Regions from separate parts of the Homo sapiens genome. Here regions 1 and 2 are each linked to region 3. Evidence: chromatin contacts called from ENCODE Hi-C or POLR2A ChIA-PET data. All regions are on one chromosome and are shown on one strand. The core of a region is the stretch at or near the end of the contact, and the rest is flanking DNA. Distances in the headings are between cores, read along the strand shown.

Region 1 (2,891 bases), core at 118-2,617, 460 kb after region 3:
AGGATCTGTCTGATTATGAGATGCCGCCCTGGCCTCTGCCATGTGACAACAGTCTGAACCTTGCGTTTATGTTACTAAGATGCTGATTTTGGAGCCTGAAGCCTCTGGTCCATGGGTATGTCTGCAGGGAGGATGCGCCTGCAGCTACCTCCATAGGTGGGAAGCCCAGCAACGTGGGCACGGCCAGGGCAGGGGGAGGCACTGGCTCCTTGGCGCTCCCCTCTGGGCCTTCTGTCCCCACAGTCTTCTCAGGTCCACAGAGTGTTGCAATGAGGTAGGAAAAGGGACAGCAGGACTGCCACATACTTCATAGATCCTGTGATATTCAGGGACCTATAGCTTCTTCCTCACTTGAAGGTCTTTATTCTAAGTCAAATAAACTGAAACTGACAGCAAAATACAATCCAGCACGCCTGTAATCCCAGCACTTTGGGAGGCCAAGGCAGGGGGATGGCCTGAACCCAGAAATTCAAGATCAGCCTGGGCAACATGGCAAAACCTCATCTCTACAAAAAATACAAAAATTAGCCATGCTTGGTGACACATGCCTGTAGCCCCAGCTACTTGGGAGGCTGAGGTGGGAGGGTTACCTGAGTCCAGGAGGTTGAGGCTGCAGTGAACCATGACCGCACCACTGCACTCTAGCCTGGGCAAAAGGGCGAGACGCTGTCTCAGAGGAAAAAGAGAAAAAGATCCAGGTCATTGAGGGCAAACCATCTTTTCCCTCTCTGAAGGTGGACAAGCCAACGAGCATACACTGGGAAGTGACTGAAATTATAGCTCTCCTCATTGTACATTTTTTTTTTTTTGAGACAGAGTCTCACTCTGTCGCCCAGGCTGGAGTGCAGTGACATGATCTCTGCTCACTGCAACCTCCGTCCCCGGGGTTCAAGCGATTCTCATGCCTCAGCCTCCCGAGTAGCTGGGACTACAGGCGTATGCCACCTAATCGTACTTTACACTGAGCATTAGAACTTCTCCCCTCTCCCTTCCATCAAATCATGCGATGCCGTCACAGCCTCCAGGAACGGCTCCAACTCAAAGCAGCGCTAACTTTGTCAACGGAAAAACAGAGTACACTGAAGATGCTGCCCCAAAAAACCATTTTGTGCCCGAATAAGGCAAGTCTGCTTTTTAGAAGCACGGGGTTTCACAGAGGCTTGTTAGAATGGCCTCTCCTCCTGAAAATGCTGCCTCTAGAGTCAGGCTGCAGTGAAACAGGAACGCGGGTGCCACCAGCATCCGCAAATTCATTTCCGGATTGAAAGCTCAGACACGTGCAGAGTGACAGTAAAGGGGATCCCAACAGCCCGGGAGTGATGCAAAGCCATCCCCAGCAGTATCGCCCAGTGCCAAAGCCTGTGATGAGGTTGCTGGTGCCTGCACTTGAACAAGCACTGGCCGACTTGCAGCACAAAGTGGAGAGCCGTGGAGCGACTCCACGTCCTCAGCTCAGTACTGAGGGGAGCAGCGTGTGATTCTGCTTACTCTCACTGACTTGTACATGCCCTGATCGCAGGATCATAGGTGAACAGCTTGAAGAACACTGCGTCAGACATCCCTCCTGACGTTCCAGAAGGCATTCTTGGGCCCCCCCAGTCAATACCACTCTCCCAGGGAAACCACTATTTTGACTATCACTGTGGCTTCCTTTCACCTGTTATTGAACTTCCAATAAAATGACGGGTGTGGTGGGTCACGTCTATAATACATATATTATATAATATACAATATATACTTATAACATATAATATATGTAACATATAAATAATATAATGTTGGGGGCAGTGGGTCATACCTATAATCCCAGCACTTTGGGAGGCCAAGGCAGAAGGATCGCTTGAGTCCAGGAATTCAAGACCAGCCTAGGCAACATAGCAAGACCCTGTCTCTACAAGTTTTTTTTTTTAAATTAGCTTATACTCAGGAGGCTGAGTAGGGAGAACTGTTTGAGCCCAGGAGGTCAAGGCTGCAGTGAGCCATGATCGTGGGCAACAGAGAAAGACCCTGTCTCAAAAAAAAAAAAAAAAGACAATCACACAGGGTCACCATGTCTGGGAGAGTCATCCGTTCTTTTTATGTGAGCATTCTCATTTTCATAGACATTGTACTCTACCAGGTTCTGGCCAGCACAAATCAAGCTGCTATGAGAGTCATTTGGTGAACACATGCATTGGTTCTTCTTGGGTGTCCAAGAATGAAACTGGTGGTTATAAAGGGAGGCATAAACTTAGCTTTGCTAGTTTTCCAAAATAGTTGTATCATCTACACACACGGTCCCACCTCCCACACAGGGACAGCATTCCAGGTGCTCTTCATCAACCCCAACACTTGCTGCTGTCAGTCCTTACAACTTTTAACAATGTTGCCAATGTCCAATCGCATCTTCTTATGGTCTTCATTTGCATGTCCCTCACAACTAATGGCACGGAGCACCTTTCTGTATGCTTACTGGCTATTGAGATATCTATCTATCTATTTATTTATTTATTTAGAGACAGAGTCTTGCTCCATCACCCAAGCTGGAGTGCAGTGGCGTGATCTCGGCTCACTGCAACCTCCGCCTCCTAGGTTCAAGCGATTATCGTGCCTCAGCTTCCCGAGTAGCTGGGATTACAGGCACGCACCACTATACCTGGCTAAAATATATATATATATATATTTTTTGTATTTTTAGTAGAGACGGGGTTTCGCCATGTTGGCCAGGCTGGTCTTGAACTCCTGATCCACCTGCATCAGCCTCCAGAAGTGCTGGGATTACAGGCACGAGCCACCACATATGTGGCCGGTATCCACTTTTAAAAAGTAGAAAGTATCGGCCGGGCGTGATGGCTCATACCTGTAATCCCAGCACTTTGGGAGGCCGAGGCAAGCAGAGGTCAGGAGTTCGA
Region 2 (3,028 bases), core at 480-2,979, 300 kb before region 3:
ATACAGAATCTGTATATAAACCCCTGACAATCAGTTAGTTTGATACATTGTGCCCTCTTTTAATATGTGTGGAAACAAATAAATAGAACATTGTTCCAGGAGCAGTTAATGTGAGGAGTGAGGGGTGGAGCATTTCATAAAATAGTAGTTTATCCTTCAGAGAGCAGTTTCTAGCATAATAGACTGTGGGAGTGTGTGTGTGTGTGTCTGTGTGTGTGCTTATTATTTTTTTTTAAGGAAACAGTATCATTTATGCATTAGGTTATACTCAGACGTCATTTTTTTCATTCATTTTCTAAACGTGCCCATTTGTCCTGGCAGAAAATGCTATAGTTTCTAGAAGTTGATTGAAGATTTCATTTCATCTATTGACATCTCATGTTCAGCTCCTTTCTATTTAGCCATGGCTACCAGCTTCTAGTTCATAACGCTTTTTTTTTTTTTTTTTTGAGATGGAGTTTTTTTTTTTCCTCGCTCTGTTGCCCAGGCTGGAGTGCAGTGGTGTGATGTCGGCTCACTGCAACCTCTGCCTGCCGGGTTCAAGCGATACTCCTGCCTCAGCTTCCTGAGGAGCCGGGATTACAGGAGCGTGCCACCACACCCGGCTAATTTTGCGTTTTTAGTAGAAACGGGGTTTCATCATGTTTGTCAGGCTGGTCTCAAACTCCCGACCTCAGGTGATCCACCCGCCTCAGCCTCCCAAAGTGCTGGGATTACAGGCGTGAGCCACCGCGCCCGGCCATAACGCTTTTAAGTCTAGTATTTTTACTTCATAAACATATGGAGAAAGGCTAATGTTTTCAAATTCAAAGTGTGATGTCTTGGCTTTTGATTGGAGCGTTTAATTCATTAACATTTAATGGCATAAGGAGGGAGCATTTCCACGCTGTGCAGAGGGGACAGGTATTTTGAGACCTCAGAGTAAAATTCTTAATTGTCCCTCCCTTATCACCAGCTTCTGATCCACCCCGGAGCTCCATTTTAGGAATCATTGCCTGGCTTCCCAGCTTGGGGATATGTTTGACCTCCTGAAAGGGGGTCTGCTTGTGAACTGTGAGTGCAGTAGGCTGCTTCTCTGAGCTTGTTCAAGTTTTTGCTTTTCTTCTCTTTTGATTCTTTATGAAATATTGCTGCCATATAATTCCAGTTTTTCCACATACTCAACTATTTTATTTTGTTGTCCTGTTTTTATCTTCTGGGCTGAAAATGAGTAGATTGAGAGATAAGGTGAGGGAAAGGCTTGGCAACGTCGCCAACAGCCTCATCCCAAATTCCTGATCCCTGGAGGACATCAGGCCCTCCCTCCTGCTGCAGGGTGGCCTGTGTGCCCCGGGCTCCCCTCCTGCTCCGAGGTCCGGGAATGGCTCCACTGGACAGGGAGCCTGGAATTCCCTGCACACACTTGTGAGTCCCTGTCCAGGAGGAAAAAGCAGGAAGAACCCACTGAATACAATCAGGAAATTCTAAAATGCAAACGTCACTTCGGGAGGGGTCAGGTCACTCCGTTGGGAGGAAGCCCGCCTTGCCAAGGGTCGTGCCTGGAACCTGTTCATCCGGCTCCACTCAGCACTGTGAGATCGCTTCTTCTGTCAATCAGCCACCAAGGGGCGGGACCTGGAGCACTATCCAATCAGGGATGAGGGGGCGGGGATTGTGAGAACTGTCAATCAGGCACGCTGCAGGGAGGAGGGTGCGACGTTCAAAGAGCCCGCGGAGTCTTCTCCACGCCCCTGCGCTCTGAGTCCTGGCTCTGGCGCTGAGAGAGAGACGCCCTGGAAGGTCTGTATCAGCGTCTGTCGCGCTGGGACCCACACTGGCTTTTAAGGAGGACACCCGGACACCTGGAAGCTGGGAAATGGTGAGTGTGCGGGGCCCGGCGTCCCGAGGCAAAGAAGGGGCAGGTTGGAACCGGCCGGAACCGACCGTGAGGGGACCCGGGCCTCGCCCTGGGCGACTCCGGGGTCTGCAAATCCCAGTGCCCCTGGCGCAGCTCTGCCCTTGGTCCCCTGGGCCGCAAGATGGGGCTGGGGCGGCAGCCGGGACCCCGGGCGTCCTGTCCCGTCCCTGCTCGGCCGCTGCGGCCCCGGCCCCGGCGCCCTCTCTGGGCAGCTCCGCGCCCGCAGCTCCGCGTCTCCCCAGATTGTGCAGTTGTAACCGGCACAGGTTCACGGCCCGAGTCACTGCACCGAGACGCCGAAGGCTGCAGCAGAAACAGTTTAATGGGGGAGAGGGGAGGACACCCCAGATCCGCCTCCCTGAGAGGTTTGGGGATGGGGTGTTTAGAGGTGTGGACAGGGACGGCTGGAGTGTGGGGTCGCTGGTTGGTGGAGAAGTGAGAGGTGACTCCTGGGACTGGAGGTGAAGAAACCGCATTCTGCTGAGTGGGTTCCCTTGTGGGGTCTTCAGCCTGGTTGGCGCCAGCCTTTCCGCTGCAATTCAGGATCCGAGAAAGAACTGAGGCGACCCGTGAGCAACTCTCAAGAGATCTTATCCCCGGGCACGATGAGGAAGCCGGCGGTCAGCGTCTGCTGTGACCTGACTCTCAGGGAGGCGGCCCCGTGAGGCAGCGGGGCTGAGGGCACCTGGTTAATATCTAACTGCAATCTCGCCTCCAGCCTGGCTCGCAGTTCCTGTGAACCCGGTGAGGACGCTGCACGGTGACAACGGAGGGTCACCAGGCAGAATCCAGACTCGTGTGTGTGGGCTTTGTGCTTTGGAAGAGAAGCTGTGATCTGTGGGTTCCCCAGTCCCTTCTTTCTTCCCAAAGGTGACCGGTTTCCCTCCGAGTCTTCCAAAGATGTGGGCAGCAGGGTCTCAAATCCACCACCCTATCCCCTCATCCTAACTCCTCCTAGGGCTGGCAGCAAATCTCTTGGTTTTCAGAGCCTTCCCCAGGCTAACTGTCTCTCATCAATTCCCAGCAACTTTATGAACTCTTTGTCCCTCAGGCAATATTTCAAACAGAGGCATTATTTTAATTGTCACTTTCTTTTCACATAGCAATGTATGGCTCTTTTTAAAAGATGTG
Region 3 (2,733 bases), core at 206-2,705:
CACTCCAGCCTGGGAAACAGAGCAAGACTCCGTCTCAAAACAAAAACAAAACCAAAGACACGGTCTCATCCAGGCACGGTGGCTCACACCTGTAACCCCAGCACTTTGGGAGGCCAAGGCAGGAGGATGACTTGAGCCCAAGAGTTCCAGGCTGCAGTGAGCTACGATCATGCCACTGTACTCCAGCCTCAGCAACAAAGCAAGACCCTGTCTCTTCAAAACACACAAAAACAAAAAGCCAGGGTCTCCCTTCACCTCTGTCTCCTGCTGGATTGCTCTTGGCCCCACCCTGTCTCCCACTTCTAGGGGTTTGCCCGTGTTGACCCCTCCATCTGCAGCACCTTCGGGATTCAACTGAAACCTCACCTCCTTGGAGGAGCCTTCTCTGACCCCGAGGCTTGGGAGGAGGACGACTCTGGGCTCCTCCAGCTGCCCGGGGCCATAACACTGACCACTGACTTCTGAGCTTGTTTCTGCCCACTCAAAGGGGAGCCAGCAGAGGTAGTATCTTGGTCACACAGACAGGGCCTGGCACTGAGCAGTGTTCAATAAACATCTGATGGATGAACAGAGAAAAGGCTCACCTGGCTCGTCAGAGCCATCTTTGCAGTCGCAATAGTCATCGTTGACCTGATCAAATGGGATGGTGGCCGAACCGTCCAGGCAGGTGAAAGGCTTGGACTCATCGTAGAAGTGATGATCTGCGGGGTACAGGAAGCTCAGCCCAGGGCAGGTAAGCGCCTTCTCCACCAAATACCACCTCTGTCCTCCCATCCCCACCAGCGGAGCACTACCGGGAAACTGAGTCAAAAGGCTGTAAATGCCTATCCCTAAGGCCCAATGTTGGCCCCTCCCACCTCCAGCCTGGCGGGAGGGTGAACAGGAGGACTCACTGGTGAGGGAGACGCCCCGGGGCCTCTTGACCTCCACGGCCCAGCACATGGGTAGCAGCAGCAGCAGCGGCAACAGCATCTCACCAGACGCTCTGAGGCCCGAAACGGGTTCTGTGGGAGGAAGCCTACAGCGGGGAGATGCGCTGTGTCTTCACGCTGCAGGAAGAAAGCGGATCCCGGTCAGTGGGAGAGGGCTACTTCCAGCCAATTGGATTCCTCCATCGCTTCCAGGCAATGAGGCCTCACTTTGTTTCCGATATGGGGGCGAGGGGCAGCGATCTCCCCAATCCTGGCCAGTCTCACTTTGCTCAAATCAATGGCGAGGATCTCAAGATCTCAAAACCTCCGCTCCCTGTGCCCAATTGTGACCCAATTCCCGCCAACAGACCAAAGGGATTAACAGCCTCCGCCGTCCACACCCACACATGCACCCTCCGGTTGCCCCCTGTAAGAAACTGAGGTGCCCTCCCACCCGCTCGTTCACACCTACACGAGGCCGGAGCAAAGGTCAGTATCCACCGCACCCCTCTTGTCCAGCAGCCGCGGTTCCTGCTGCAGAAAGAAAGCGGAAATTTCTGGACCCCGTCACTTCCGGTCGTACGTTCCGCACCGGGAACGGAGACTCAGGGTCGCCATGTTGGGAGAGGCAGGAGTGGGGGCGGTGCCAGAGCCGAGACGGCCATCTTGGGCAGGACTGTGAAACCTTAGAGAGGATAGTTCTGAGGGCTAGCTCTTAATGGCGGCGCAGCGTACCTCCATCTTGGGAGTGGCGGCTTCTCAAGCCGGAAAGAAAGTTCCTGAAAAATGCCCGCGAACCCCCAGGGGCGGGATAAGGTTGGGGGAGGTAGGGAAACGGAATGAGCACGTGACCCCAAAGTGTCCAGACCCTCCGTCCTGCGGCGCGGCTCTACCCCGCCCACTGTTGGGACCGCCCCTCTATGCAGCCTCAGCCAATGAGAACGCAGTGTCAGCCACGGAACGCGGGTGATCTCCATGGAAACAGTGGAGAGAGACGGGGAGGCGGTTACCTGGCAACCGAGAGATGCGGAGCGCAACCACCTAGCGGTCGGAAAGTGCATTTTTCAGAGCCCTAGGAATCCGAGCTGACGGATCCCTGACAGGGGCGACTGACTCCTAGTTATCCCCCTAACCCCTAGGGGCCTTCAGCCCCAACCCCATCATGACATCTCCTCTGTGCAGGGCGGCCTCCGCCAACGCCCTGCCTCCTCAGGACCAGGCTTCGACGCCCTCTTCCAGGGTCAAGGGCAGGGAGGCTTCGGGCAAACCCAGCCACCTCCGAGGCAAGGGCACAGCCCAGGCGTGGACCCCAGGCCGTTCCAAGGGAGGATCCTTCCACAGAGGTGCAGGGAAGCCCTCTGTGCACTCTCAGGTGGCTGAGTTACATAAAAAGATACAACTGTTAGGTAAGATGGCTCCAGAGGGTACAGAGGGTCAGGGGTCAACAGTGCCCATCCAATCTTCATGGTGTGACAAAGGTATTTCTCCAGCATGAGTCTAGGTAAACCGTTTCTGGGCAAAAACTCATACTTAGTTCATGTTTTTCCTTCTCTGTCTCTTAAAACTTCTCATGGGTTCAGAACCGACTGAACTGTACTTCATACTTTCTTGTAATTTATTTTCTCTATTTTTTTTTTTTTTTTTGGCAGAATCTCACTCTGTTGCCAGGTGGGAGTGCAGTGGAACGATTTCGGCTCACTGCAACCTCCGCCTCCCGGGTTCAAGCGATTCTCCTGCCTCAGCCTCTTGAGTAGCTGGGACTACAGGCACACGCCACCACGCCTAACTAATTTTTGTATTTTTAGTACAGAGGGATTTCACC

Evidence for each region. Hi-C counts contacts between places; a loop is a spot of excess contacts on that map. ChIA-PET counts read pairs that join two places held with the same protein, here RNA polymerase II (POLR2A). Pooled maps may share reads with other maps.
Region 1: a pooled map shows a loop between it and region 3 (2.7-fold over the local background). The contact joins the enhancer-like site here to the promoter of PRKCSH in region 3. A Hi-C loop is called at or near these places in 1 of 50 pooled maps. POLR2A ChIA-PET finds 5 or more read pairs at or near these places in 2 of 52 experiments (WTC11 and activated T-cell).
Region 2: a loop to region 3 is called in a map of CD4-positive, alpha-beta T cell, with 6 times the contacts of the local background. The contact joins the promoter of ZNF823 here to the promoter of PRKCSH in region 3. A Hi-C loop is called at or near these places in 3 of 168 maps with a recorded cell type or tissue (CD4-positive, alpha-beta T cell and naive thymus-derived CD4-positive, alpha-beta T cell), 3 of 37 single-sample maps with no recorded cell type and 13 of 50 pooled maps.

The regions. Positions count from the first base shown.
Region 1 is chr19:10,978,552-10,981,442 of GRCh38, reverse strand. The region is part of intron 1 of SMARCA4 (SWI/SNF related BAF chromatin remodeling complex subunit ATPase 4); the gene reads right to left. Among named protein-coding and RNA genes, the nearest start is that of SMARCA4, 19 kb to the right of the region's middle. Within about 2 kb of position 1,367, at least 4 of the 41 ENCODE cell types and tissues checked have a DNase peak (open chromatin) inside an H3K27ac peak, as active enhancers do.
Region 2 is chr19:11,737,647-11,740,674 of GRCh38, reverse strand. It overlaps ZNF823 (zinc finger protein 823), which reads left to right and starts at 1,729. Exons shown (of 4, transcript NM_001080493.4): 1 at 1,729-1,858. The coding sequence starts at 1,856. RefSeq lists silencers at 1,551-1,745, 2,006-2,155 and enhancers at 1,756-1,835, 2,226-2,355.
Region 3 is chr19:11,434,357-11,437,089 of GRCh38, reverse strand. It overlaps PRKCSH (PRKCSH beta subunit of glucosidase II), which reads right to left and starts at 1,455. Exons shown (of 18, transcript NM_001289104.2): 1 at 1,384-1,455; 2 at 894-1,049; 3 at 585-701. The coding sequence starts at 972. ODAD3 (outer dynein arm docking complex subunit 3) reads left to right here and starts at 1,969. Exons shown (of 13, transcript NM_145045.5): 1 at 1,969-2,317. The coding sequence starts at 2,074. RefSeq lists enhancers at 898-1,117, 1,368-1,777, 1,351-1,850.